Regions from separate parts of the Mus musculus genome. Here all the other regions are linked to region 1. Evidence: chromatin loops called from intact Hi-C (ENCODE). Cell type or tissue: heart. All regions are shown on one strand. Links, peaks and the distances in the headings refer to the core of each region. The heading gives the core; the rest is flanking DNA.

Region 1 (5,843 bases), core at 643-4,642:
AGTACGAGATGGGGCTGGAGAACTAGCTTAGAGGTGAAGAACACTTGTTCTTGCAGAGAAACCATGTTTGATTCCTGGGACCCACATGGTAGCTCACAGTCATTTGTAACTCCAGTCACAATGCCCTCTTTTGACTCCTCTGAGCACCTGGCATGTGTGCGGTGCACATAGACACATGCAGACAAAATATCAACAAATTTAAGAGAGAGAGAGAGAGAGAGAAAGAGAGAGAGAGACTACTGGAGGACAAAATGAGGCGCCAAGGGACTTGAGCAGCCTAATACAAACTGTCAGCTTGATAGGAATATTTGGATACCGGATGGTTCAAACACCCATCTGGCCAGATAGAGAAGACAGGAGATACAGCAGAGGCTTTCTGAAGAGGTAGTGGGCATGTTGGATTTGAAGCCACATGGATTTAACTCTCCACCTCTCCCAAGTTCAAGGAAAGGATTGACATTTGCATAAACATTTCCATTTCATTTCCCCAGCAAAGGGTTTGTTGATTGGTTGGTTGGTTGGTTGGTTGGTTGGTTGGTTGGTTGGTTGGTTTTGAGAAAGTCTCTTGATACAAAGCTCCAGCTATCCTGGCCCCTGGAATCTTCCTGCCCCTGCCGCTGGAGCACTGGAATTACAGACCTGTGACACCAAAACTTTTAAAACTCGATGTTTACTGTGGGAAAAAAAGGTCTTTGCAATGCTCACAGAGGTGGGCAGTCCACTGCGTCATGTTCATCCATCCACATGTTCGGCTGGATCTATGGAAGCCCTACTTTGTCCCAGTCTGGTAAACAAACTCGAAATGCATGCTGCCCTTCCTTCTATGGCACAGTGAAAGTGTGATGTTTACCCAAAGTGGGCAGGTGAGGTGGGGCAGGGGTGCAGGGTGGCAAAAGTCAGGAGGGGAGCTGGGAAAACCATGAAGTCTGAGATGGAGATTTAAGGAGCAAATGGAACTTGTCTTAGGAAACTATAAGGGTAAAGGACCAGGGGGTTTCTTGGGGGGGGGGCAGTGTGCAGAAAGCATACAGCATAGGCCCCAAGGGGTAGCCTCGGGGCCCCTGTGGGTCTTGGAGACTCTGCAATAGCAACCGTTTTCAGTTCCTTTCATAATAACACTACCAAGACAGTATTTACTTTTTCATTCCTATTCCTAATGATATAGTGCCTCCCCTCCCTCCAAGCTGCTTCTATGACTACTTGGGATGTCACACCAGGCTGAGTGCAGAAGCTGATAAAGAGTTTAACTGGCTTCTGTTATGTCCAACATTAAAGCGCTTTGGAAAACAGTATTCTTTGTCATTAAACTAGTGTTGCTCCAAAGAATGGTCCTTTTAATAACAATCGTTTAAATTAATGTCAGATAGATTCATTTTGTTATATTTAGAAAGGTAATAGTATTTACTTTAAATCCCTGTATTGATTTCTAATATCATAAATATTGCCATTTTTTCTTTTTTTTTTCTTTTTTTTTTTAGACAGTGTCTCATGTAACTCAGGCTGACCTCAGACTCTCAATGTAGCTTAGGCTGGCCTTGAACTCTTGATCCTTCTGCTTCCATCTCCTGCGTGCTGGGACTACAGCTGTCTACCATCACACCTAGCAGCTAGATATAATTTACAAAAGCAAAAGTTCTCAGGGTTCCTTCTCTTTGTGAGGCGAGAGAGTCCTCTGGCTGAGCATCTGAGAACTGCTGGGCCGCAGGCTCCAACACGCACAAGTAGAGAACTGGAACCTGTTGGATACAGCATTGGCCTGATCACTTTTAACATCTGGTGCAGGAACACAAGGACCCTGGAGAGATGAGGTGGGATTTACACTGCATGCTGGGATACGTGAGCGGGGAAAACGTGGCACAACCAAAGCCATCAGATCAGATCGGATTCTTTAAACTTGTGCAGCGTCTTCTTTCTCTGAGCGCGTACTACCGTCAACCTCCGGGGTGGGTGTGACCCACGCGCCATGACGTCAGGAGGTGGGGAGCGGTTGCTGCTGTCTGTTCTTTTCCGTCATTTATTGTTTTGTGGGGATGAAGTTGGAGAAGAAAGGACTGAGATGGAAGAAGCTGGTGACAGCAGTAACCATAGTCCTCTGTGTCTCAATTTGGATTCCACTCCCAGCTGCCCACAGTCTGGTTTGGTTGGGTCCAATTTGGCTTATTAAGTGGCTCACACGCCCTCTGGTGGCCAGATGTTTGAATGACACTTTCTTTAGCTGCTGATATTTAGGGAACAGAAGCCCCTAGCAAGAGGCAGAGATCTGAAGAAGAGGCCTAAGACATCATTTGGGGACAATCAAGCCTCCAAGAATCAGTGATCAGAGCATGGGAACAATGCCATCTATCTTAGGGCATATTTATTTGGTCACCCTGCAGCTCAGCAATGATGCTGGCAGGCCTTTATGGTCGATGGCTATGTGCCAGCTACTGTGATGAATTTCTTTTAAGATTTATTTATTTTATGTATATGAGTACACTGTAGCTGTCTTCAGACACACCAGAAGAGGGCATTGGATCCCATCACTGATGATTGTGAGTCACCATGTGGTTGCTGAGAATTGAATTCAGGACAGCAATCAGTGCTCTTAACCACTGAGCCCTTGTGATGAATTTTAACACACTTGTAGCAACAGTAACCCTTCAAGGTGGCTACTGTTACTGCTACCATTTATAGAAGAAGAAACTAAGGCTCAGAAGCATCATGTAACAACCTCAGGACTGGGTGTAGTAGTCTCCTCCTTTAACTGTTACTGTGGTTTCCACTGCTAGTGTCTCAAATGGTCTGTTTGTGAGTCTGTGCTTAGAAACTTTGGAAAGAACACACAATCAGCCTTATGGGCAGCCTGAGGCTTAGCTCACTCTCGGCACAAGTAGGTGGTAGAGGCCACAAATACAAGATCTTGACCTTAGGAGGCCCTGGTTTGAGGTGTCCAATGTTCTGGGGTAAGGGGAGGGGAACACCATCAGGTGCTTTCAGCAAAAGGACCTTGGGGGGCCGTTGCTGTAGGGTAGTAACTCCCCCTAGTGGTGGAGCTCCAGCTCAGATTTCTCTTCTGGGAGAGCCTCAAAGGACCCTGTGAAGGGGGATGTCTGCCTTCCCAGATCCACAAGGAAGCTACTGGGATAATTTTACCTTCTCCTCAAGTTTGAACAGTCCTCTGAAAAAGGTCTCTCCAGGGTAGATAAAATGTAAAGAAATATCTTTCACTCCTACCAGCCCTTGGTATATGTCAAGGACATGTCAAGGTCACCCCTAATTCTGGGGACAGCCTGTATCTAACGGCTCTTTGATGTAAAAGTGGAAAAAATCCATCTTCCTCAACTGGATATCATCCAAAGGCCAGCCCAACTCCAGGCTCTCCTTGAGAGGCATTAGGCCAATGGGATGTTTCCCAGCGCAGCTTCTCCCTCTGTCTCAAGCTACTTCTTGAGACCTCTCTCCAGTATGGAGAAGTCCTCTATGGCCCTCAAAGTACATTTTAGGGTATGCTTCTCCTGATCCCCATTCAAAACACTCCCCAGTATATGACAAGTGCAGATACAGGAGACTCGGAGCTGTTATCTGGAGTAGCGAGCCTCGCCCACAACATCTCCTCCCTCACACTACCAGGAGGATTGAGTTTGAAATTAGTCTGTGCTCAATAGTAAGTTCCAGGTCAGCCTGTGCTGTATGGTAAGACTCTGTCTCCAAAAATATAGCACTAGGGAAGACGGCTTGGGATGACCATCCCTGCCCAAAGGACATTATCCCTCATGGTAGCTCTGAGGCCACTGAGCACTGGTAACTCTGAGAGCCATGGTTTATCCAGTTAAAGAGTTGAATGCTCATTTCGTTTTTTTTTTTCCACAGTTATGAGACTCTTTTTTTTTTTCCTGAAATGTCTAGTAGAAACGCCCTTTTGTTTGTTTATTTTTTGTGGTTTTGAGACAGGGTCTCTCCACATAACCATTGCTGTCCTTTGGTTTTCTTTTCTTTTCTTTCTTTCTTCCTTCCTTCCTTCCTTCCTTCCTTCCTTTCTTTCTTTCTTTCTTTCTTTCTTTCTTTCTTTCTTTCTCTCTTTCTTTCTCTCTTCCTTTCTTTCTTCTTTTGTGAGTTTCTTGTTGTTTTTTTTTTTTAACTTTTTAGCTCTGATTCTTTGTGAACTGCACATCATACATTCTGATCGCACTCATTTCCCCATCCCTTCATATCTGCCCTCTACCCTTGCAATCTAACCCCCAAAAGAAAACAAAGACAGAACAAACAAGCAAACAACAACAAAATCTCACTGTGGAAGTTGTAGTGTGTTCCAGTGTATCACACAGTACACCCTTTTGCCCCAGACGGATTTACTTCAAATGTTCATTGCAATGAGTCAGGTCTGGCTCAAGCCCTCTGGCTTCTGCTACACTATCAATCCCGGCTCTTCACTGTAACTCCTCTTGGATATCCTGTAGTTGCCCTGTGTCATGGAGATGCTACAGCTTTGGGTCTTCAGGACTAGACCCTTCACACACTCCAGCAGTTCATAGATGGGGTAGATGGTGGGGTGAGCCAACTCAGAGACCCAGATCTGGGCCTGGGTGGAAGCTAAGTTGGGTCAGCCCACCAGCTCTCCTGCACCCACACCACCAGGGCTAGCTCTCCCGCTTTGTCCAGGCAAGGAGTGGGGACACTCTCCCAGGTGTCACAGCAGTGAGGGGCGAGGCCAATTCTCCTAAGTATGGTTGTTGGTGAGGGCAGGGCCAGTTCAGCACAGGGCTTGAACATCAACATGGCTTCAGGAAGTAGTCCAGACCAGTGACATCTGTATGACCTTTGGTGGTAACAAGGGCCTGGCTGGATAAGACCACAGACCCAGACATGGCCCCCTTGTGGCAGCATGGGCCTGGATGTCACCATGGCTTCAGGTGGCACCATAGGACACTCAGATCAGTATGCCCCCTGTGGCAGCATGGCCCTCAGATGTCCACATGGTCTCCGATGGCATCTCAGAACTCAGATATTCGCATGTCCTTTGGTGATAACTCAGGCTACAGATATTGACATAGACCCCACCTGCAGCAGGACCATGGACCCAGACACAGCCTGCAGCATCCCAGGCCAGGATATCACCATAGCCTCAGGCAGCAGCATAGGCTACTGAGATCAGCTTGGCTCCTGGTATAAGTATAGCCTCCATTCATCACCATGGTCTCAGGCATGGTCAGCCCAGCCCACTGACATCCACATGGCCCTCAGTGGCAGCATGGACCATGGACATCATTAGAGACCCCAGCTGCTGCAGTAGCACCATGGACCCAGACATGGCCTTTGACAGCAGCAGGACCTTACCACAGCTTCTCATTTCTGCCCGTTCCTCACCACCACCACATCTCCAGTTCCACCTCTCTCCACAGTGCCCACACCTCTCGGCTTAGCCTTTTCTCCCTTCTCTCTATTGTGTGTTCCGTCTTTCCCGGCTCCCTATCAAATATGTGCTCATTGTAATGGTGTCCACCGCAGGGCCAGGGCAGGCGCTTAGGCGTCTTCTTCCTTCCTTTGCTTTTGATGATTTTCAATTTTTCTTTTGTTTGTTTGTTTTTGTTTTTCGAGACAGAGTTTCTCTGTGTAGCCCTGGCTGTCCTGGAACTCACTCTGTAGACCAGGCTGGCCTCGAACTCAGAAATCTGCCTGCCCCTGCCTCCCAAGTAATTCAGCAGGGCATACTGCTGCATGACTTTAATTTCAGCGCTCGGCAGGCCGATCTCATGAGTTCAAGGCCAGCCTGGTCTAGAGAGTGAGTTCAGTAGCCAGGGCTACACAGAAAAACCTTGTCTTGAAAAAAAAATAACAGAAATTATGTGGTTCAACAGTGCAGGTAT
Region 2 (5,843 bases), core at 797-4,796, 130 kb before region 1:
GGGAGTCAAACCTGTGTGTTTTAGGGTTTGGGTTTTTGTTGTTGTTTTAGATGGGGTCTCATTAAGAAGCCCTGTGTGTTCTGGAATGAGATATGTAAAACAGACAGGCCTTGAACTCACAGAGCTCTGCCTACCCCTACCTCCCAAGGCAAAGGAGTTGGAGCTGGGCCAGGAAGGGGGGCTGTTAGTGACCAGATACCTGCAGGATAAGGATTTCTCTACTCAGAAATCCGAGGAGACATTTCCAGGAGACAGTGAGCAGGAGGGGAGAAAGTCAAGTCAGAGAAGGAAGCAGCACCCAGATCCTTCAAGCCACAGCAGTAAGGCCAGATCTACTCCAGAGATATTACTCTAGCAACAATACACCAACAACACAGCTCTATGGAGCACTAGCTGCATTCACACTAGCTATATTCACACTAGCCGCGTTCACACTAGCTGTATTCACACTAGCCGCGTTCACACTAGCTGTATTCACACTAGCCGCGTTCACACTAGCTGTATTCACACTAGCCACGTTCACACTAGCTGCATTCACACTAGCTGAATTCACACTAGTCATATTCACACTAGCTATATCCACACTAGTCGCATTCACACTAGCTGCGTTCACACTAGGTGCATTTACACTAGCTGTATTCACATGGGCTGCATTCACACTGGCCACATTCACACCAGCCGCATTCACACTAGCCACATTCACACTAGCTGTATGCACAGTAGTGTACCAAGTGAATCTGTAGCAACACTGAATCTTCACATAACTAATGATACTTGTCAGCCTGAACTTGGAGATGCAGAAACTGAGGTGGACAAAAGTCACAAAACTCATGCAAGAGGACACACACTGTTAGCCACTGCACTTGACCCCACAGAATATGGCTTCGAAGATGGAACTCTTACATCATGGCAGGTTCTCTGTGGTAGACAATGGCCTGGTTGGTTTTTGATCAACTTGACACAAGCTAGAGTCATCTGAGAAGAGGGAACCTCAACCTAGATAGTGCCTGTCAGATTGGCCTGAAGGCATTTTCTTAACTGATGATTGCCCACTGTGGGCAGTGCTGTCCCTGGGCAGGTGATCCTGGGGTCTCTAAAAGAGCATATGGAACAAGCCAGGACACAGTGGCCCTCCATGGTTGTTTTTTGGGTTTGTGTGTGTGTGTTTTGTTGTTGTTGTTGTTTTGTTTTGTTTTTAGCAAAATTCTGCCTCCAGTTTCCTCCTTGACTTTGCTCAGCATTGGGCTGGACGTGTCAGATGAAATAAATGCTTTCCTTTCCAAGTTGTCTTTGGCGATGGCGTTTACCACAGCAACAGAAATCTAAGACAGTGGATGTGACATGAATGGACAAGACAATAGACATGAAGGGTTTTTTGGGGGGAGGGGGCAACTATAGACACATAGACATACATATACACATACATACATACATGTATACATACATACATAATAAACATACGCATACACACATACACATAGATATATACATAGATATACACATAATAAACACACATATATACACACACACATATTAACACACATATACACATAATAAACACACATATATACATACACACAGACACACACTCACAGACATACACATACACACACACCCTAACTCCTAGGCTTCAGGCATGAGAGCTGATGGATTATGGCAATGTTTCTGAGATGAGAAGACCAAGGGAGGAGCAGGTCTGGGGAAGAGGTGGGAACAGTGAGTTCCTTCTCTTTACACCGTGTTATGCAAATAACAGATAGCTGAGTGGAGTTGTTGAGAGGGCCACTGGGCCCCAAGGGGGAAGGTCAGAGCTGAAGTTTTAAATCAGGGACTTCCAGAATTATGTGGAGGATCCAAAAACAGATACCAGGAATATTCTCTCCTTTCAAGGACTTAGAACGCTGACGGGAAACAAGCCTGAGTAGACATGATAACAGACCGGCTTCACAGACCGAATAGCTACCCTTATTAGTACTTGCTGGGCTTCCTCTTTGATGCTCCGCAAGCATCAGTCCTCAAAGACCTCCTGTCACAGATAAGACTGGGAGAGGTGACATCCAAACTGCGCAGGTCTGCCATGTACCGCCAAACCACATCCCTGCCACCACATGATTTATATTGAGTAGCCGTTTGGTTAACTCACATTCTGGACTTTAGGAAATCAAATATCGAGTGCTGGCATCTGAGAAGGGCCAGGCGAAGCCGGTATACTAAAGAGAGGTGGAGTCTATAATAAATGATAATCCATGAATCTGAAGTTGAGTCAGCTCCCAAAGTTCTCACCTCTAGTTACCATTAATACACAGGGCACTAGAGACTATGGGATTTGTTTGTTTGTTTGTTTGTTTGGTGGGAGTCCAAGACAAGGTTTCTCTGTGGAGCCTTAGCTGTCCTGGAACTCGCATTGTAGACGAGGCTGGCTCAGAGCTCACAGAGATCCGCCTGCCTCTGCCTCCCGAGTGCTGGAATTAAAGGCGTGCACCGCTGCTACCACCACCACCTCCACCTGGCTGAGATTACGTTTCTAATAACGTGGACTTTGGGAGGCTCCTTGACACTATAACACCACAATCACACAGGTGGTAACAGAACTCAAGCCAAGTCTGTCTGACCTGAGTTATTTTCAGCCATATTCAAATATCTCAAGCTCTAAAGATATGCTGGCTTGAGCCATCGGAGCCTTCGTAAACATAACAGAACAGCAGATCCAGGGTGAGGGAGAGGGGATGAGTGCTGCGAAGCCTGAGCTAAGTATTGGAAAACGGCTTCCGGTCCCTTGTTCTCTTAGGACTTTCGGCCTGGCTAGACTTCCGGTTCTCTTACTAAGAACCAAGGGCTTACTTAGCCCAGTGGTTCTCAACCTTACCTCTTTGGCAAACATCATCTCTAAAAACATGTTTACATTATGATTCATAACAGTAGTAAAATTACTGTTATGAAGTAGCAAGGAAAATAATTTTATGGTTGGGGGTTGACACAACATAAGGAACGTATTTAAGGGCAGCAGCGTTCCGAAGGTTGAGAAACACCGGCATGCCTGTCTCTTGTGTGTTTACTGCAAAGCAGGCACCAGGGGGCATCCCAGGATTGCGTGTATCTTAAAGAATCCCTCCCGCGGTTCACCTCTAACAACAGTTAGTAACTGTTGTTGTCTAAGGTTGCAGACAGGTTTGCCTGCATGCAGTCCCCAGGGCCAGCCACGGAGACCCATACTGATCCGCGTCTGAGACAGAATCCAGCTTGCCAGAGTTCAGGAAAGGAATCTGGAGCACACTAACAAACAGAACCCAGAGCCAAGAAGTTCCAAAGCCAAAACCTTTTTTGGTCTGATTTGCATGAATCTGTATCTGAGGTGGTCCAGCCAGACCTCTTACCAAGAGACAGGCTCTCTGAGCCTTGGCTGGTTCCCTGTTACTGCCCAGAAGGAGGTGGCGGGGACCCAAAACCATGGCTTCTAACGTGACTCTGGGATTGGTGAGGTGACTGAAAAATGCCCAGAGTAGGAGAAGAGCTGGGGATGGGGACCCTCAGCCCCTTCAGAAGGTAGACAACTCACAAGATATGTGACATCCAGTCAAAAGATGGGATACATACTATAGGCAAGCCAGAAGGCCACTCTGCTCCTGCTAGGGCCCTGATCTCAGTGGCTTGTCTGTGGCCGTTTCTGGATGTTACTAGTCCCCATTGCTTGCTCTCACACCCTGACCCACCCCACCCCCACTCCCACAGAGACCTCAGCGGCGTCTGTTTCTCCTGGAGACACCTTACCCCACAGCTTTGAGCAGCAGAGAAGACTCACTCACTTTGGTGATGGAGAAAGCTATAGAGTTCCTTCATGACAGCCGTCTTCATGACCTCCCTGAGGAAGACACCCTGCTCCTCCAGTTGCTGGGCACTGAAATGCTCCCCGTGGCCTGTGGCCCGCTGGTAATTGTTGAGTAAGTTGATAAAGGCTGCATAGGTAGGCTTGGAGAACAGCTTCTCGTTGACGTAAGTGAAGAGCCTGGGTAAGTGGATGGAGACCCATTGAAAGACCTGAATGTGCACTTGAAACTCTCCTCCAATCTTCCAGAAAGACCAGGGGCAGGACACAGAGATGGCTTCAGGAGCTAGGGGCAACTTGAGGTGTTTTGGGGAGTTGGGTGTTGTTTTTGTGGTTTAGTTTGGTTTGGGGTTTTGAGTTAGGGTTTTTCTATGTAGCCCTGGTTGTCCTGGAATTTACTTCGTAGACCAGGCTGGTCTGGAATTCATAGAGATCCATTTGCCTTGGTTACCCAAGTGCAGGGATTAAAGGAGTGCATCACCATCCCCGGACTGAGTTACTTTTGACAGCCAACTCTGAGGTCTGTTTCCTTCCATCTCACCTCTTGGAAGGCCAGCCCCAGGAACCTGGCTATACAGCCACCTAAGCTCAAGGTGATTTCTTTGTTTCTGGACACCAGTTGTCCATGTCAGAGGGACATCGTCTCCCTGTGCATTTGCCTGACTTGAGGAACAAAGAGCCAAGGCGTCAAAGGAAGTGAGGGTGAAGGAGAGACAGGGTGAGGGGCACTCACGGCTCTGGGCTTCGATCCACTTGGTTCCCCGTCTCTGATGGGGAGATCCGGTTCTGACTGTTGAGCACAATGTCTTCCTTCTGGGCTTTGTTGGTATCTACCCTGTAGATGGTCTCGGAGATGCTCTCAAGCTCCTCCTTAGTGACGGCATCGCTGCTGTGGGAGAAACCCTCTGAGAGGAATTGGGAGGTGGCATGAGAACTAGAGAGAGGCAGAGCACCAACTGTCTAAAGATCAGTAGAGTCCCCCTTGTCCCCCTCTTGGCCCCTTCTGGAAGCTTACTCTAGTGATGCGGAACACCGCCCAGTATTTTGTAGTTAGAGGGCGGGACGGTAAAAGACCCCTAAGGCCAGCACGTGCCCCAGCCATGATGTGCCCAGAATGTCCATATCACCCTTCTGCACCAAGGCTCCCAAACCGAGGCAGGCATCACAATCGCCTGGAGGGCTTATCCGATTGGCTAGCCTAGTCCAGAGTTTCTGAGCAGTAGGTCTGGACCATCCTCTCCTAAGAATTCTCAGCTGCTGCTGCCGGTCCAAGGACTACACTGAGAGAACTCTAGACCTTTCCCGCGTGTCTGGGGCTAGGCTGACGGAGCAGACTGACCATGATCACCACCACACAGACTGTCAAAATCCTCACAGCAGTTTCCAAACTCTGGGCAGCGGTCATTACAGTGGCAAGGGTGGTGCTTGTCGTAGGCTTCCCGGCAGCGGCCCTGGCAGGAGCTCGGTGCGGAGTAGAGGTCTAAGAGGACAGAGAGGGGGTTGGGTCCCTGGCAACCTGCTAGAAGCCTGAAGACCAGCCCTTCTACCCACACCCTTAGCTAGGCTCCTTACTAAAGGTCTCCTGGAAAAAACCACCACCAACAACAACAAACAAGCATAGCTTCTTGCATACTCTGCAGTCAGGAAATCCTTTGCTTTCTGATGCTGGGCTCTACTCTGGCCTGTTGTTTTTATAATCTCCCCACTCTAAAAATAAAATCTCCTTCATTTCCCTCCTCAGGCCTCGGATGCTTTCCTGGCCACCCCTCCCATCCTCTTGGCTGCTTGGATCACGCCAGTGTCTCCCCTGGACAGGTCCAGATTGATTCTTCTGGCTTAGGCCTGGGTCCTTGCCCCTAGTGAGGCACCCTCTCCCCTTGTCACCCCTGGGTGTCCCCATCTGGGCTTCAGGCTTACGGCTGGTTGGGATCTTGTCCTCTGGATCCAGGAATGCCTCTGGCTCTGGGGGTCCTTCTTCAGCTATGACATAGGAAAATAAAGTCACCATCCATGCTGGGAT
Region 3 (5,843 bases), core at 1,628-5,627, 66 kb before region 1:
ACCCACATTTTCCCATATGCACACACATTTCAGCCTAGACTTGTCCCCTTTGTATAGCCTGGGCCCCAGGCTGCTGTTACATAACCAGCCCTTGTTATTTTCTTGCACAAGCCCATCTCCATACAAACTGCTCAACACGCTCGGACGGTCGCTCACAGTACTTTGCCCCGCTCCCTTCCGTCCACCGTGGGAATGACGGAACACCTGACTTTCTAGGTTAAAATAATTTAAACGTTTCCAGAATCAGTTTCTTCTTTCCTTTCTGTCTCTGCCCGAGGCAGCTCTTGCCAGGGCAGGGTTTGGCTGCTACTAATTACGCTTTCTGGATTTTTACTGAGAACTCGTGGTGTGCCAGGAAGTCAGCCAAGCAGCAACTGCTCCTCAGAAGTCTTTGAAGTGGGCACAGTGGCTGGCTGTCTCCATTTTGTAGCTGCAGTAACCATTGTACTGAAGAGGGAAGGACAGGTTCTCCCTGCTTCTTGTCTTCCCCGGGCAGTCCCTCTTCATAGTAGTTAGTGTCAGGTGATATTTCTAGAACACAGTTACTCCAGGCTGTGAGGAGGGAGGTAGATGCAGCAAGGCCCTGCACACACACACGCACACGCACACGCACACACACATATTGTGTGTGCATGTGTGCATGTATGTCTTCAGACACACTGGAAGAGGGCATTGGATCTAATTATAGCTGGTTGTGAGCCACTTTATGGTTGCTGGGAATTGAACTCATGACCTCATAACCTCTGGAATCTATCTATCTATCTATCTATCTATCTATCTATCTATCTATCTATCTACAGATATACAAGATTCACCTATCACTCTAGCTCAAATCCAACAGTCCAGCTACAAAAAAAAATATTGTTATCATTTCTAGAACATTCCACTGTGCGTGCCTCACCTCCCAGGGTTGTCTTATGTACTGCTCCTAATTCCTAGGGTATTGTCCATCCAGGCCAGCCCTGAGGCTATCTATGGCAGGGCTCTGGACCTCAAGGCTGTGTTCCTCTGGGTGACTCTCACTTCTCCACACGCCACCCAGAAGATGGCTGAAATGAATTTGTACATCAAAAATCATCCCTTGTTTTAGAAACGTACCCAAGCCAGGTGCAGTGGATCACACTGTAATTCTAGTGCTCTGAAGACCAGGCTGCAGGATTTTTGATTAATTAATTAATTAATTAATTATGTATATGAGCACACTGACATTGACACACCAGAAGAGGGCATTGGATCAGATTACAGATAGTTGTGAGCCACCCTGTGGTTGCTGGGAATTGAACTCAGGACTTCTGGAACCCCTGAGCCATCCTCCAGCCTCCTAGGCTGGAGGATCTTAGAAGCCAGACTCCCTTACACAGTGAGAGCTCGTCTCAGGATTCCAAACAACCCGAACCAACCAGTCACAGCAAACATTCAAATCTGAAAACAGCGAAAGGGGCACTGGCATTAATTTGGATATTTTTAAAGACGCTCCCCTCCCCGCCCCGCCCCCTGATTATTTTTAAAGGAAGATAAATGTGAATTGCGTCACGTGCTTGGCAATTAATTGAGCATTCCTCCTTAGACGGCTTGTGCCTAAATCCCCTTCATTGGTATTTAATGCTCGCTTCAGTCAGTCACAGTCATCTGCTCAACAGATGTGTGCTAAGGGAGTTTGGATGCCTCACACTCTGCTAGGTGTTGGCGGCCCCGAAACTGGGACCGCTGCTGCTCATGGAGATGGTCTTCTAGAAAGGTGAATCAGGCAGAGCTTTCAAGATATCCGCATCACAAGCTGTGAGCGCCCTACTTGATGAGTTTGGCTGCGTGAGGGAGTTAAGCGTCTGGAGTCTGGGAGTTTATCCTGGGTTACTTTGGTCCTTGTGGAAGAAAGAGGGAGGAGGGGGAGGGAGGAGTCTCCGCCAGTCGGGAAGCAGAGTAACTTGCAAACAGCTGTTCCCTACAGCTTCCCTGGGGAGGCAGCCCGGGAGTCCTCTTGCTTTCAGTGCAGTGACATTTCTATTTGGATCCTTGACCTAAGGACTATAAAGCTTCGATGCTTCTAAATGTATTAAAATTGTGGTACTTGTTGCTGTAGTGAAAGGATGCTAGTTATTCACACTGTGAGGTCTAAGGGTGCGCCGGGTGGCCCGGCCAGAGGACTCTGGGTTGAAGAGTGCAGAAGCCCGGCTTTTGCTTTGACCTTCCCTGTCAGCAGTCCATACTGACAGCTGAGCTGGTGGAGACACGGGGCGGTTCTGCTGTGGATGCACTGCAGAGGCAGGGGCAAGCTTGCAAGGCTTGCAAGGGATTGGGGCATGAGAGTTGAGGAAAGGAAAGGAAGAAAGTGTTAGAGGCGAGTGGGTTTGGCCAGCCACTCCCCACACAGCGGCTTTGCAAAGGCGGGCGACCCCTGGTGGAAGGGTAGGGTCCTAGGCTCATCCTCAGACTCTCATCTACCTAGCTGATCCTAGGCGGGCCTGGAAATGCGTCTTTATCAGAGTCAGCTACAATTTCCGAGACAGGGTTTCTCTGTGTAGCCCTGGCTGTCCTGGAACTCGCTCTGTAGGCCAAGCTGGCCTCGAACTCAGAAATCCGCCCTTCTCTGCCTCCCAAATGCGGGGATTAAAGGCATTTGGCACCACTGCCTGGCCAACGATCACTTTTTAATTTAATAAACTAAAATGGTGGCAAACGTGTGGAGCAATCTTGTGCTGTGTGTATAACTTTTGGGAAGGAAACCCACTGCTTCGAAATATGGATAGAAAGATTTTTTTCCCCTTATTTTGGTCTTTTGAGACCGGGATTCTCTGTGTAGCCCTGGCTGACCCCTGTAGACCAGGCTAGGCTCCAACTCACCAAGATCCACCTGCTTCTGCCTAGTGAGTGCTGGGATTAATGGTGAGCACCACCACCACCTGGCTGGTAAAAAGAATGAATATGTTAATTGTTGTTATATTATTTTAGATTTTTTTTCAAGTTTTATTTTACTTATTTAATTTCGGGCAAGTTGGGGAATCAAACTAGCTCCCCAGATCTGTTTTCTTGCCTCGGCCACTTCCCAATTGCCAGGATTCCACGTGTGGGCCATCATGTGCAGTTTTATGGGTTTTCCTTGTTTGTTTTGGTTTGTGACTTTTGTGACTGGGTCTAGCTTCCCTCGAACTCAAAGAAATCTGCTTCCCTCTGCCTCCACCTCTACCAGTGTAAAGGCATGCACCACCACAGCTGGCTAGTTTCTATAGCCTTAACTTGTCCTTTTAATGAGTTTGAACTTCCCATTCAAAATTTAATCCCAGAACTCAGGAGGTAGAGGCAGAAGGGTCTCTATGAGTTCCAAGCCAACCTGGCCTACATAGGGAATTCCAAGACCGACAAGACTACGTGGAGACACCACGTCTCAAAAAAAAATTCAAAAGTATTTTAAAAATTAAAAAGTGCTCATTGGGGCTGGAGAGGTGGCTCAGCGGATAAGAGCACTGACTGCTCTTCCAAAGGTCCTGAGTTCAAACCCAGCAATCACATGGTGGCTCACAACCATCTGTAACGGGATCGGATGCCCTCTTCTGGTGTGTGTCTGAAGACAGCTACAGTGTGCTCACATATACAAAATATTTTTAAATGATCATTGTAGCCGGCTCCGGTAAAGACGGTATTTCTAGGCCAGCCAAGGCTAGATAGGTGGCGTTCTGGGGATGAGGCCAGGACCCTGCCCTTCCACCAGGGGTCGCCGGCCTTTGCCAAGCGGCGGTGTCGGGAGCGGCCTCCGGCCGGGGAGGGCGCTGTGCCGTTGGCACCGGGGGCGGGCTGGGGGCGGAGCGCCGGGCGGCAGCGGCTCTGGCTCGGGCTCGGGCTGGGGCTGGGGCTTGGGCTCCAGCTCGGGCCCTGCACCTGTGACTCGGCGGCGTTGCTCCTCCGCTGCCCCATGGCCCCGTCCCGGCTGCAGCTCGGCCTCCGCGCCGCCTACTCCGGCTTCAGCTCGGTAGCCGGCTTCTCCATCTTCTTCGTCTGGACGGTGGTCTACCGACAACCGGGGACTGCGGCGATGGGGGGTCTCGCAGGTATCCCCGGGGGACGCGGGGTGATCGGGGCGGGCTGCGCGCGGCGGCTGCGGTGGCGCTGCCCGGGGGTGGGAGCGTTGTTTACTCCAGAGAGACTGGAGACAGCGCAGGCCCGGGTTCCTGGGCAGTGCCCGGGCCTCTGGGACCTGGCGCCTTATGAACGTGGCGGGACCTAGGGTGCCCACAGCCCGCCCCTGTGGTTCGCACAGCTCTGCGGCTCCAGGGCTGTTGCGTCCCCCGCACCCTGTGAATCTACCCTCCACCCCGTGTCCACTAGAGCGTCCTCTGCGCGCCCATCTCCTGGCCACCCTCGCTCCCTCAACACGCACACTGTGCGGGATTACCGCATCTCTTATAATAAGTGGGGTTCGTGGGGAAACCCATCAGCCAGCCCCCTTCCAGCCCCAGAGGCCCTCTGCCGAGACCAGGACTGTACTGTGGACCCGGTGTCACTGGACATTCCCTTTACACCTGTGTCCATCTGCTCTGGTCGGAACCAGTGGGAATCTGCTAATCCCTGAGGGACGAGGAGGTGGCGAAGGCCCAGCCGTGCTCTCTAATGTGTAATTTTGGGTCACGCCGTTTAGCCTCTCTTGTGTGAAGGCCAAATATATTATTTACACGTATTATCATCATTTAATATTTTTTTGCTGGGCTAAACAAATCTACTCTCCTTATGTCATCTAATCCTAATAGTAGTCCTCTGAAGTAACATTATTTGTGCCCATTTTACAGTTAGAAAAAAATCAATCGAGGCTTACGGTAAATAAATAATGTGTCCAGGGTTTCAACAGCCACACGATGTGCCCCCAAGATGGCTCAGCCTTAGCCTGGCCGACCCGATTTCCATCCCTAGAACTCAGAAGGATTCAGGTTGGCATGCTAAAGGCATTAAAAGCCCTATGGAGGAAACTAACCCAACAGTACGACAGCCACATGAAGTAATATGTATGGCGAAAGTATGTGTAAGGAAAACGTTTTAAGATACAACATTTATTCCATGGCTAAAATCCTTGGCCAAAGATCTAAAAATGGAGTAACTCGAAAGAATTAATTTATGCTGGGCAGCAGTGGTGCATGCCTTTAATCCCAGCACTCGGGAGGCAGAGGCAGACGGATTTCTGAGTTCAAGGGCAGCCTAGTTTACAGAGTGGGTTCTGGGATAGCCTAGGCTACACAGAGAAATCCTGTCTCAAAAAACCAAAACAAATTCACTCATGGCCTCTGAATGCACCAAGTGCCGTTCTGAGAGAGAGAGAGGGCCGGAGGTGGGGTTTCTGCCTTATCAGAGGGCATGCACGTCTCCTAAACCTAAGGCGTGCCAAGCAAGAGACTGGGGGCACCATGAAGGTTGGGTTTGATGCTCTGGCTGGGAGTTCTCGAGCCCTGTATGGGTTGGGGGGTGGGGGGCACCTGTGGACTCCTGACCTTTCTGGAATAGCCAGCACCCAAGCCTACTTGTGCACAGAGCCTTTCCCCTCTACTGCCCTCCTCCACACTTCCTATTGGCCCTGCTGCTGCCAGGTTTGGAAGGCACTGCCTTGGCCCAGGGCTGGATGCTGAGGCTTGAGATAAGCTCTCTGGATGCTGGAGGGAGGAAAAGCTTTGCTGGGGTCAGCTGACTTGGTTCAGAGTCAGGCCAGTGGAGGGAGCCATGTGAGGCATGGCAGTGCCTGCTGGCAGGAGATGCCGCTGACTGAGACTCCCCTCTGGACGTGCAGTGCTGAGTGCTACTGTCCACTCTCCCAAGCTGTGTCTGGCTGCTTATCGCTAGGAGGGAATGATACTCAAGGGAGGCTG
Region 4 (5,843 bases), core at 778-4,777, 180 kb before region 1:
TTTTAAGTTTCTATTTTGGTGCCCAACCATCGAGTACCATGTTGTGTTCATTAGATCCCTTTTATGAATGTATATGACCCCATTACTATAACTCACTTTTTCTAACGTTTTAATGTAGGGTAATGTCAATGGACAGTCGTGTGATGAAGTTCACAATGTACCACCTATGTACTTAAGAGTTTATGGGGTAAACCAACCAGCTTGAAACGTCACGATGGGCTTAAATGAAAAGCACAGCGCCACCTCCTGGCCAGAAGCTAACAGTGCAGCTGTTTAAAGGGCGCAGTTCTGGATTTACTCAAATCATCACCAGATCTATGAAGTGTAATTTAATTAACGAAATTAAGACTCTTTGGTTTCATAATAGCACATGTAAAGGAGAGTGTAATTAAATCCCAGTGTCTATCACTATAGTATGAAAACCTTAGTCCTGAGTTTGGGTCGTTGTCAATTAGTTTCATTGACCTGTAACAAATTCTCTGATTAACAGTTAGTGTGCTGAAAAGTTAATTCGTGATAGCTTTCTCCTGGTGCCTCGACGTGCAGTGACAAATCACGCTCTGAGAGACGATGTGGAATACATGGGTTCCACGCATGTATTGTACAGGTGGAGCTGACTTGGCCATGTCCGCTTTGAGCCTTGGGACTGAGGTGTTAGGGTTATTATCCGGGGTTTTGAGGTTGAAACGTGATAGAGTGTGTACGTAAGGGCAAAATAAAATTTCCCGTACGCACTGCCTCGAAAAAGAAAAAAGAAACAAAACAAAACCCGAAACTCGGTTGGCGCACGTCAGACCCACTTCCTGCCTTCTTTCTCTTTCAGGGCTTTGTCTTTTCAAGATTCTCCCATTGTTAAGGACGTGGAATTTCCTCGGCCTCAGCCTCCCAAGTGCTGGGATTAAAGGCTTGTGCCATCACTGCCCTCCAGCATATTAACAGCCCGACAGTCACCAGAGACATTTAGCCACTGTCCAACCGCACCACCTTCAGCGCCGTTAAAAAGGAGCCTTTTCACCGGCTCCTTCCCACCTGTATTTTCAGGATATTTCTTCCTTTTCAAAGTCCACTATGATGTTTATTTTAAACCGGGGGTTGGGGTGGAGGTATGTACTGAAATATATTGGGGGTTTGCTTCTTCAAAACACCCTCCAAGTCTCTGGAAAGACCTGATACACATCTACTTTGGGGTGGGCAGACAGCGTGCCAGCCTAGCCACGACTGGACACTGGTCGTGAGCCTCGAGCTGTGCGCCTGTCTGGGCAAGGCACCAGGAACTCAGCTTCTCTGTCTGACCTGCCTATGGCCCAAGGGCAGGGTGAGTCCCACAGCCCTCTCTGTGTGCTGGCTTTTTAGCTGTACCGCCATCATGGCTGGCACGGATGTTAGCTGTACCACCATCGTGATGGATGTACACGGATGCAGCCTCTGTGAGATGCCTCTTGTGTAAATGAGAGAACGAGCTGTTTCTGTCACAGCCCCCAATGTCCACCCCCACCCCACCCTACCCGGGACTCACTTTGTCCTTTTTCTGAATAACACATTCAAAAGTCATATCCTAATTTTTACTATTTATATCTGATACTAATCTTGTTTGTCAACTTGACTGTACCTAGAATCAGCCAAAACCCAGGCTACCGGCATTCTTGTGAGGAATTTTCTTCTTTTTTTTTTTTTAATATTTATTTATTTATTTATTTATTTATTTATTTATTTATTTATATGTAAGTACACTGTAGCTGCCTTCAGACACTCCAGAAGAGGGAGTCAGATCTCATTACAGATGGTTGTGAGCCACCATGTGGTTGCTGGGACTTGAACTCAGGATCTTAGGAAGAGCAGTCAGCGCTCTTAACTGCTGAGCCATCTCTCCAGCCCATGAGGAATTTTCTTAATCAGATTATTTGAAGCAGAAAGGCCCACCCTGAATCTGAGCTACAATTCTGGTGGCAGCCTGCATAAAGGACACAGAAGAAGGAAACTTTGCTCTCCTGGGCAAGCTCATCTATCTTGTTGCTGCTGGCATTCAATCCAACTTCTTTAGGTTCTCAACACAGACTGAAAGCCAGCAGCTCTTCAGATCCTCCAGGACTCCAATATACATATATGTATATACATGCATGTGCGTGCACATGCACACGCACACACGCGCACATGTGTGTGTGTGTGTGTATTCATTCTGACTAATGCAACACACTAAAGACTTACAAATTCAGCAGTCCATCTTACTAAGAAATTAAATTCACTTTCATGGTTGCTAACAAATGTGGACAAAATGTGCTGCTATTTTCTGAATGGCCAGCAGGTGGCAGTAATGCCAACAGAACGCCAACAGCCAGCCTGGGAAACTCTAGCTGTTGTGTCTTTGTGTTCTCAAGGTCAGCTTTTGTCACCGAGTGAAACAGAAGAAAGAACATAGACGTCTAAATCGTGGTAGCCTCTGCATGACCCCCAGGACAACCTGTTCTCCTCTTATTTTCTGAGTTTAAACATTATATGCAAAGCTCCGGGTCCAGTGACTAACACACGGTTGGAGCAATAACACGTTATGATTAAGTCCATTTGAAGTGGTGTGACCCACAAAAGAGAGCTCTACCGAGAAACAGAAATGCAAATCGTGTTCTTTCTCACTCAGTGTTCAAAACACGTTTGAGAGGAGTGGCTCTCTGAACATGATCTTATACAAGAGAATTGAACTAATACTCCTTAACAATGAGAAAAGGTCTTTAATGTTCAGGCAAGGGCTTTGTGCACGTTCAAAGGCTCTCCGTCTGGAGACCCCATTCCACGGCATTTGGATTCCTTCATTGTTCTCTTGTTTCGTGAATATCTAACTAAGCACTGCCCTGTGGAAGCCACTTTCTGCATAACCTCATAACCACACAGAGAGCAGATTCTTCCTAGTCCCCACTCGCCTTTGCTCAGGTTTGCTTTAAAAATAATAAACAATTAAGCGGCTTAGAAGCAAGCATTCTGTTCTGGGGGCTGAAAAGAAAAGATCGTGATACTGTAGACGCGGTGCTTGGGGAAGGTCCATCTGGTCACTGATACTACCATGGGCCCCGTGATTGGTGAAGGTCCCTCTGGTCATAGATGCTGTGACCCCGTGCCTGGTGAAGGTCCTATTGGTCACTAATGCTCCAATCTGGTGCCTGGTGAGGGTCCTGTTGTGTCTGGCCAGTAGATCACAACCTGGGTTCTAGCCTGGAAAGGCATTTTGGAAACCTGGAAGAGAAGAGGGGCTAGGCGGCGAGAGAAAGAAATGCAGCTTAGACAGGCATTCTGATCAAAGCTCAATTTTACTGTTCTGCACGCAGTTATGAAGCAGGGGAAGGGGGCCCAATTCCCGCCAAATAATCTCGGGGTCCAGTAGCAAAGCGGCAGGTTCCAGCGGTGGGCGTGGCAGAAAGATTGAGCAGGAAGCTCCACCCCCGAGCAAGCAGGTTTCAGGCTGGGGGAGGGGAGACTACAGGGTCCCTCTCCTCTGGTCCCAGATGCTGTGACCCCATGCCTGATGCAGGTCCCTCTGACTGCAGGCAACCATCTTGCTGCATTCCCGCAGTGTAGAGGGAGAGGGTAAGCTCAAGAGAGGAAGAGGAAGCCCTCTCCTCTCCTCTCCTCTCCTCCCCTCCCCTCCCCTCCCCCTGCCCTCCCCTCCCCTCCCCTCCCCTCCCCTCCCCTCTCCCCTCCTCTCCCCTCCTCTCCTCTCCCCTCCTCTCCTCTCCCCTCCTCTCCTCTCCTCTCCTCTCCCCTCCTCCCCTCCACTCTCCTCTCTCCTCTCCCCTCCCCTCCTCTCCCCTCTCCTCTCCTCTCCCCTCCCCTCCCCTCCTCCCCTCTCCCCTCCTCTCCTCTCCTCTCCTCTCCTCTTCCCTCCTCTCCCCTCCTCCCCTCTCCTCTCCTCTCCTCTCCTCTCCTCTCCTCTCTCCTCTCCTCTCCTCTCCCCTCCTCTCCCCTCCCCTCTTCTCCCCTCTCCTCCTCTCCCCTCCCCTCCCCTCCCCTCCCCTCCCCTCTCCTCTCCTCTCCTCTCCTCTTCTCCTGTCCTAAGAGCACTAGTCTCATCAATCTAGCCTTGTGACAGATCATCCATCTCCCAGAGGCTCCATCTCCAAATGCTACACACTGAGGCTCTGGGGTTTTAATGTACAGATCTGAGGTGGATATAAGCATTCAATCCATGCACTTAAAGCCTCTACATTTAAAGACCAGGCCTGATTTTGAAAAAAAAAAAAAAAGGCCGTAAGGCACCAGCTCCAGGAACAAACTGTAAGTCCCAGAAATTAGGTGATAAGACCATCAGCTCCAGAGACGGACCCTAAAATCCAGAACAGGATCATAAAACCCCCTCCCAAAGGAGACTTCTACAGTCCTTCCAAAAGCAGGTCTGCCGCAGCAAAACCCCACTATGCTGGTATTAGCTTGTCTTAGTTAGGGCTTCTAAAGGGAGCAGGGGAGGAAAGAGTTTATTCCGCTCACACGTTCTCATAGTTGGCCATCATCAAGGGAAGCCAGGACACAAGCTCACACAGGGCAGGAACCTGGAGGCAGGGACTGATGCAGAGGCCATGGAGGGTGCTGCTTACTGGCTTGCTCCTCATGGCTTGCTCAGCCTGCTTTCTGATAGAACCCAGGACCCCTCAGCCCAGGGGTTTCCCCAGCTACAGTGGACTGGGCCCTCTCCCATTGATCACCAATTGAGAAAATGCCCTACAGCTGGATCCCATGGAGCCATTTTCTCAGCTGAGGCTCCCTCCTCTCTGATGACTCTGGGCTGTGTCGAGCTGACATAAAAGCAGCCAGCACACCCTACAACCTGAATGCGGCCTCGCTCACCAAAATGTGTGAGAACTTCTCCATGCCCAGGAACCTGGACCAGCCACACTGTGGCTCTGAGCAAGTCCCGAGGGGGAGGGGCAGGATGGAAAATAAAGAGATAACAAAGGGAAAGAGTCAAAAGCTGGGGTCAGGAGGGCTGAGGGGCTGAAGACCCAGGCCAGCAAGTTTATTAACGGTACAGTTCTTTTATTCCTCAAACAGAGGGTGAAGAATGTCAGATGGTAGAATTATAGGGTGCTCAAAATATCCCAAATTCCACTTTGGCAAGGTACATTATGGGATGGCAAACAAAGCATTTCACACCTCAGTGTCTGCAACATTCAGTCACATACACACACGTGAGGAAAATGCCAAGTGCCAGTTCCTGGATTACTGTCCTTGCCCGCCCCAGGCCCTAGCATCCATCCATAGTGTGCCTTGCATGGCACAACCCTGGATTGGCTGATGGCAGGATGCCCACGTCCTATCATCAGGGCCTCTGGACAGTCTTCAATCCAGCCTAGCCCACGACAGTTCCCCAGGATCCTAGTTACTTTCCTAATAAAAAAAGACTTTGACAGAAGAAACATCTGAGAAAGAAGACAATGGGTCTTTCTCCATGTCCGCAGTCCAGGAGCCCAGGCTGGGAATGGTGCAACCGACAGTGGGTGGAGCTTCCTGGCTCAAATAATGCAACCAAGATAATCTCCCTGGGGCATGCTCAGAGGCTGGCCCATCTCCCAGATGACTCTAGATTTCATGTTGGAAGTTGAAATGAACCATCACTAGCCTCCCGCAGTCTTCAAAGACCACGGTATCTGATGATACACTATGAGGACCTGACCAGGAAGACAAAGGTCTATTTCCTAATTTTTATTTTATGTGTGTGTGTGTGTGTGTGTGTGTGTGTGTGTGTGTGGTGTGCGTGTGTGTTGCACTGTGGAGGTTCAGAGGCACTCCTGTGGGAGTCAGTTCTCTTCTTCCACTCCATGGGTTCTGGGTATCGAACTCAGGTCATCAGACTTGGCTGCAAG
Region 5 (5,843 bases), core at 717-4,716, 60 kb before region 1:
CTAGCTTGCTGCTGCAGCCAGTTGGGGCTGGGGACTTGTCCTTTCTGCTCCAAGTTGTATAGACCAGGCATCTCGGAGCCCAGTATCTCAGGAAAGGGAACAGAGAAAGGCAGAATATAGTTGCTTCCCACAAGAGTAGAGAAGGGGACCTGGGAGGGACACTTCCTCGTTGGGTGACCACTTGTGGAGGGCGTATCGCTCCAAGGAGGGCCAGGATGAGATGAGCCCTCCAGCTGGAGCATGCTGCCCTGCAGAAGGCCTGGGTATAGGGCTGGAGGTGGGTTCAGGGCCACCTGAGCCCCCTTCCTAATTCTCTTCCTGCTCTCAGTACTTCTGGGCGTATGTGGAGGTGAGGGTTTGGGGGACCCCTGGGTCGGGCTGGTGGTCTGAGATGGCTTCCTAGTGGTGGTCTGCACACTTCCTAGTTTAGCGTTTTCTAACCCGGAAACTGCTTAGCCACAGAGGAACTGCTCTGACCACCTTCCCCTCCTAAGCTGGACTCCAGAATCCTCAAGTGGGAAAGGATCTTAGAACTCGGCTGTTGCACCTCTTGTGTGAGGCGATTGGACAAGTCTCTGAAGGAACTGGACTATCCCTGCAATGAAATGCTCAATAACAAAAGCCCACGTACTCGGGGGTGGAGCTTACGGGTAAAGCCAGCCAGCCCCGTGCATGCGCACAGAGCCCTGGGTTCAATCATCAGCACCCCTAAGGATCCTAAGCACCCAACCAACTCCCTGCAGGTGAAAACGTGAGGGGCAGGGAAGACTTCTGTGGAGGTTGCTGGAATAAAATCCAGATCATGGAGGGTAAAGCAAGGATTAGGGTTCTGGCTTCCTCTGGCCTGCTGCGGCTTTCTGCCAAGATAGATGGAGGCATGTTTGTTTTTCTCCACCCAGAGCTCCGGGGTGATGCGAACCCATTCCTCGGAGGAAGGTTGAGGGCCAGTTTGGGCTGAACTGAAGGGATGGTGATGGTGGGGGGTGGGGAATGTTCTTGGGCGAGCAGGTAGGGAAAGCAGCGTAGGTAGGTAGGTGCTTATCCAGCCGGCCAAGGACCTCAGGGCTTGCTCTGTTTTACAATTGGCAGCTCCAAGGACAAAGCAGTGCCTTGGCCCTAGGTTTCCTGGTTTCTATTATCCCTGCTTTGTTTTTGCCCCATTGCGACAATTAAGCTGGTCATTTGCCACCTGCTGCACCCCGGGCCTCCTAACCTAAAAGAAGTTTAAAACATCTTTGGCATGTCAGGAGCAGAAACATTCAATCACCAAAGACTGCGCTCATTTCCCAGCCTAAGGAATAAGACGCTCGGGGGCCGTCAGAGGGTCCCTTTGCTTCCCTCTGTCCCTCTGAAAGGTCACAGCACTTCTGCTGTATGCATCTGATGATTTGAAAAAGCTCCCTGCTTCTGGATGCAGGAGCCTGCAGGGCCAGCCCACAACCCACGTCTGTCTTGAGAGCTTACAGCTGGCCGGCTCTCTTCCCTCCGTCTTCCTTTGCTTGGCCCCACGGCCCTGCTCCAAGGCCTTGCCAATGGAGTTGGCATTTGTTTGTTCTTTGAACTGCACCAGCAGGCACTGCCTGGCACGGAGGGTTGCATTGGATTCTATTGTTATGGACTGAGAGCAGCTGGCATGCTAGGAGAGGTGCCCACAGGCCCAGAGGGCATGCCCAGAAGGGTCTGGGAGGTTAGGCTGCCCTTTGCCACACACTGGAAGAAAGGTAGTAGGCTTCAGCCAAAGCAAGTAGGCCACTTGAGTGGTGGGTGGCCCTGGGCGCCTCATGACAGGGCTTCCCTTTTTTTTTTTTCCCCCAAGACTGGTGCAGAGTTGAGAAGAGCCCTGGTGCCCAAGAGCTCAGCTGCAGGCTCCAGGGCCTGGAGGGTGTGGTCCCTGGGACCAGGCAGAGGAAGAGCGTGGGAGAAGGCCTTCTTCATCACTTCAATGGCTTCAGATAGGCATCAGGAAGTCTATATATAAAGTTCTCAGAGTAAAACTCCAAACAAATCCTGTTTAGGGAGAATTCTATCTATGGACATATGCGTATTAGAAACTAAAACTGACACCCTTTTAAGCATTTAGAAGATATATTTAAGATAGTTTTGTTTGTTTGGTTGGTTTTGGTTTTGGTTTTGGAGACAGGGTTTCTCTGTGTAGTCTTGGCTGTCCTAGAACTTGCTCTGTAGACCAGGCTAGCCTTGAATCCAGAGATCCACCTGCCTCTGCCTCCCGAGTGCTGGGATTAAAGGTGTGTGCCACTGCCACCAGGCTAACAGTATTTTCGAGATAGGTGTGGTGGTGACGTCACATCTCACAGATATCACAGTCATGAGAGCCATCGTGCAGTCCTGGTGTGATCGTGCAGGTAGATCTGGCCTAGTGGACCTCAAGGGCCCTCCTAGGTAGGCACCACTGGGCTAGATGCCAGGTGACCTGGCAGGCAGGCAGGTGCCTGGGTGCTGCTGACTGAGTCTGTCCCCGCAGGTGTCCTGGCACTGTGGGTCTTGGTGACTCACGTGATGTACATGCAGGATTACTGGAGGACCTGGCTCAGAGGGCTGCGCGGCTTCTTCTTCGTGGGTGCTCTCTTCTCGGCAGTCTCCGTTTCCGCCTTCTGCACCTTCCTGGCATTGGCCATCACCCAGCATCAGAGTGAGGACCGTCCAGGGAAAGGAGGACGGGAGAGGGCCTGGATGGCTTGCTTGACCCTTTCCCCACTGCCCGGGCTCCTTATTGTTGAAATAGGGAGAATGAGAGCCCCCATCTCCTCAGGGGTAGGAGGGTTCGAGTCCGGTAGGAGTTGCTGGGGGTCCTTTAATCTCTGCCTAGCATCGGGCGGGCAGCGCCCCCTGGTGGTGGTGATAAGAACTAGCAGAGGCTGATCCTTGTATCCGTGATGTAGGTTGGAAGGGCGTGTGCCACAGAAGCAGGGGATGGGTACAGACCTGCTGGCCATCTCTGACCTCCTTTCACGATCCCAGCTTTGTAACCAAACATGCAGTGTTTGTTACTCTAAACCTGCATCACATGCCCACCTCTATTGATTCTTTGATAGCACTGATTTCAGAGGTCAGGAGGCTGGAAGGATATGGAGTGGGAAGAAGGGGCTCCTAGCTGTGATGCTGTGGGCAGATCTCTCAAGTTACCGTCTGGCTCTTTTCCCTGCAGGTCTCAAAGACCCGAACAGCTACTACCTCTCCTGTGTCTGGAGCTTCATTTCCTTCAAGTGGGCCTTCCTACTTAGCCTCTACGCCCACCGCTACCGGGCTGACTTTGCGGACATCAGCATCCTTAGTGATTTCTAACCCAGGGAATGAGGTCACCACAGCCTGGGGGCCCTCGGGATCTGGACTCAGCTTCCGAGTCAGCAAGGGAGCTCACCCCAACCCCTGGGGAACTCCAGAACCATGGCAGAGTATATGGGCCCGTTCAGTTTCTCAGAAATCTGTCTGGTCCCCTTTTGGGGAAGATATAGAGCTGTTAAAGGGATACTGCCAATCTGCCCAATCTGCCCGTTAGCCCAGCTAGAGGGCAGCTTAGACCTTTCCAAATAGATCTATTTTCTTAGCCCTCTGAGGGATCTCTGTAAGTAGGGCCACGACAATGAATTCAATGGGTAGGATTGGAACTATGGCTAGTGACAGGGGCTGGGACAGGCTTCCTTGCTACCCCAGACTTCATTGAAGCTGTGTGTGGGGGAGGCATCAAAGGTCTGGTCAAGAGAGGAATCTTTAGTACAGATCTCCATCCCCTGTTCCCCACCCTGTTACCCTGAAGTGTCGGGTAGCCAAACTCACCGGTCCTTAGGGAATTGACAATTGGCTCCTTCCCTAAGCAGCACAGTTGGACAGAATCCAGCGTCCGTCCGTCCTACCTTCCCATCCAGAGTTTGTTTCCCATGAGGGTGCTAGCGCCAGCCAACCATTCCCATGTGTCGCATATGCACACATGACCACACACACCAGAGCAGGACTCCTCGGATGAGGCTAGACTTGAGGACCACAGGAAACACACCCCTGCACTTAGAAGGGCTTTGGGATCGGGGGCAACCTGGTGGGGGCAAGTGGGAGCTCTCCATCTGTACTGAGTCTCCAACCTTGCCCCTCACTGCACAAGACCACCCTGACCGTGAGGACCTCCTCCCTGCACCAGATCCTAACTCTGACCTTTCACCTTCTCTCTCTCCTGAAGGAACTCTTCTGAGTGGACATGGGCCCAAGGCCTTACCTAAGCGGAGAGGGAGGGCAGGGGCTGCTACTCTTCTCTGTAACCTTCTCTGATGGGTTGTCACTTTGCACGTCTACTCTTCCACTTGGGCACTGCCCCCAGCTCTCTGCCTTACCTGTGTTATGGGCACTTAAGCAGAAATACAGCGGCCATTTTAACCAGCCTCAGGGTGTTTCTTTGGGGGGGTGGGCGGTTTTGAGAGGGGACAAGAGTGGGCAAGATGGGGGCTCTAGCTGTCTGATCATCTCCCTAAGTTTGGGGCTACTAGACGGTATTCCTCATCTCTGGTCCCCTATGGGGAGACCACCAGCTGAGATCTCCTTTGCTCTCCCAGTTCTGTCCCAGCCAGGGTTAGGATGCCCACAGACTCAACATCCCTGCAGATTCCATCTCCCCACCCTAAGCCAAGGTAGATGGGAAAGGGAATCTTTCTTTTTCTACCCCAGCCAGACTACTTGGGGCTCCAAGTTGACCAGGATGTGTGGATTCAGAAGCAGAAAGGCAGGAGCTAGCACCTCTCTCACGCTGGGTACACTTGTCCTGGCCTGTGTTTGCCTCACCCTGGCCTTTACAGTGTAAAAACACCATGGGACTTTAGAGCAGGGAAGGATAAGGAACAGTGTCACTTCTAGAGCCTTCTGCTGGTAGACGCTCCTACTGATAGAGGAGGTAAAGACTACTGACCTCCCGGCTAGGCCTGGCTTAAGCCAGGCGTGCCTGCGTCACAACCTTTTGCGGTGTCTTAGCAACCTGAACCTGAGATCTTATTCCCGAATCCCACAGGGCCCAATGTGCAGGGCTCAGCCTGGGGCCATCTCCCTTTTCACCTGGGTTGGTGAGCATGTATTTGGAGTGGTTTCTTCCTGCATGTATTAGCCAAGGAAGGACAAGGGACTAGAGGGTCTGAGTTAGGTCCAGACTTGTCCCCTTTCCCCAGCCCATCACAGGATGCTGGGTGCACACCCACTCCACTGACGATGTCCCACCAACATCCAGGAGGCGTTCTCCCAAGGACTTTAAAGCAAATAAAACATATATTGTTCAGAAGTTTGTTTTTTTTTTTCACTTTTTTCTTTTTTACAAAAACATGCATACATAGACAAGGTACGGTGGGGTTGTGGGAAGACACACACACATATACCCTCTTGCACGCACTCATACACACACATACACACAAATACTCTTTCTTGGTCCCAGACCTAAACCTCAAAAGCCTCGAAGACTTCTGGGGTGGCCTCCCCTCCCCCATGTCTGTCTACTCTCCCATCTTGTTCCCCTCAGCCAAGCTAGTCCTATGTGGGGCAGCAGCCAGAGCTGAGGGGTGGGAGGGACCCCAGAAACAGAAGGCTCATACTGGGGACAGTGACCAGGCATCCCTGGGATTGTGTTGTGCTTTTGAAGGGAGATGAAGGTTTGGCACCGTTGGGTTAGGAGACACAGGACTCAGAGAGCACCTGTCTGCTGCACCGGGGCACTGAGATGGTCCACATAGGGTGGCCTCTGGCGAGACAGTGACTGATGGGAGACTTGCAGGTGACTACTACTCACAGGGAGAGAGCAGCTCAGAATGGCTCTCAGAGCCCAGAGCTACCAGAAAGGCATTTGAGGAAACAGGAGA

Evidence for each region. Hi-C counts contacts between places; a loop is a spot of excess contacts. Peaks named below come from ENCODE experiments on the same cell type or tissue, not always from the same donor. Only the 100,000 strongest peaks of a DNase experiment are listed, where the experiment ranks them.
Region 2: a loop joins it to region 1, with 7 times the contacts of the local background. A loop is called at or near these places in 31 of 42 quality-filtered maps.
Region 3: a loop joins it to region 1, with 5 times the contacts of the local background. A loop is called at or near these places in 25 of 42 quality-filtered maps.
Region 4: a loop joins it to region 1, with 2.9 times the contacts of the local background. A loop is called at or near these places in 3 of 42 quality-filtered maps.
Region 5: it touches region 1 in a loop (3-fold over the local background); 30 of 42 quality-filtered maps call a loop at or near these places.

What each region holds. Positions count from the first base shown.
Region 1 is chr15:97,847,656-97,853,498 of GRCm38, forward strand. All of the region lies in intron 1 of Gm33690 (a long non-coding RNA gene), which reads left to right. Among named protein-coding and RNA genes, the nearest start is that of Gm33690, 3.1 kb to the left of the region's middle. In heart, for the core only: CTCF peaks have their summits at 1,663, 2,206 (motif pointing left) and 3,021 (motif pointing left); DNase peaks (open chromatin) are centred at 2,156 and 2,956; H3K4me3 peaks cover 653 bases; H3K27ac peaks cover 1,337 bases.
Region 2 is chr15:97,714,958-97,720,800 of GRCm38, forward strand. Endou (endonuclease, polyU-specific) reads right to left here. Exons shown (of 10, transcript NM_001168693.1): 3 at 5,741-5,803; 4 at 5,163-5,303; 5 at 4,557-4,728; 6 at 3,804-4,003. Among named protein-coding and RNA genes, the nearest start is that of Rpap3, 12 kb to the left of the region's middle. In heart, for the core only: a CTCF peak has its summit at 3,064 (motif pointing right); DNase peaks (open chromatin) are centred at 3,204 and 4,764; H3K27ac peaks cover 1,103 bases.
Region 3 is chr15:97,780,574-97,786,416 of GRCm38, forward strand. Slc48a1 (solute carrier family 48 (heme transporter), member 1) reads left to right here and starts at 3,792. Exons shown (of 3, transcript NM_026353.4): 1 at 3,792-4,043. The coding sequence starts at 3,908. In heart, for the core only: CTCF peaks have their summits at 2,403 (motif pointing left) and 3,689 (motif pointing right); DNase peaks (open chromatin) are centred at 1,928, 2,278 and 3,768; H3K4me3 peaks cover 2,781 bases; H3K27ac peaks cover 2,443 bases.
Region 4 is chr15:97,665,268-97,671,110 of GRCm38, forward strand. No RefSeq gene overlaps it. Among named protein-coding and RNA genes, the nearest start is that of Rpap3, 38 kb to the right of the region's middle. In heart, for the core only: a CTCF peak has its summit at 2,297 (motif pointing right); a DNase peak (open chromatin) is centred at 1,314; H3K27ac peaks cover 543 bases.
Region 5 is chr15:97,787,421-97,793,263 of GRCm38, forward strand. It overlaps Slc48a1 (solute carrier family 48 (heme transporter), member 1), which reads left to right. Exons shown (of 3, transcript NM_026353.4): 2 at 2,483-2,650; 3 at 3,167-5,272. The coding sequence ends at 3,303. It overlaps Hdac7 (histone deacetylase 7), which reads right to left. Exons shown (of 25, transcript NM_001378971.1): 25 at 5,261-5,843. Among named protein-coding and RNA genes, the nearest start is that of Slc48a1, 6.0 kb to the left of the region's middle. In heart, for the core only: a CTCF peak has its summit at 2,850 (motif pointing left); DNase peaks (open chromatin) are centred at 1,641, 2,591, 2,731, 3,892 and 3 weaker places; H3K27ac peaks cover 428 bases.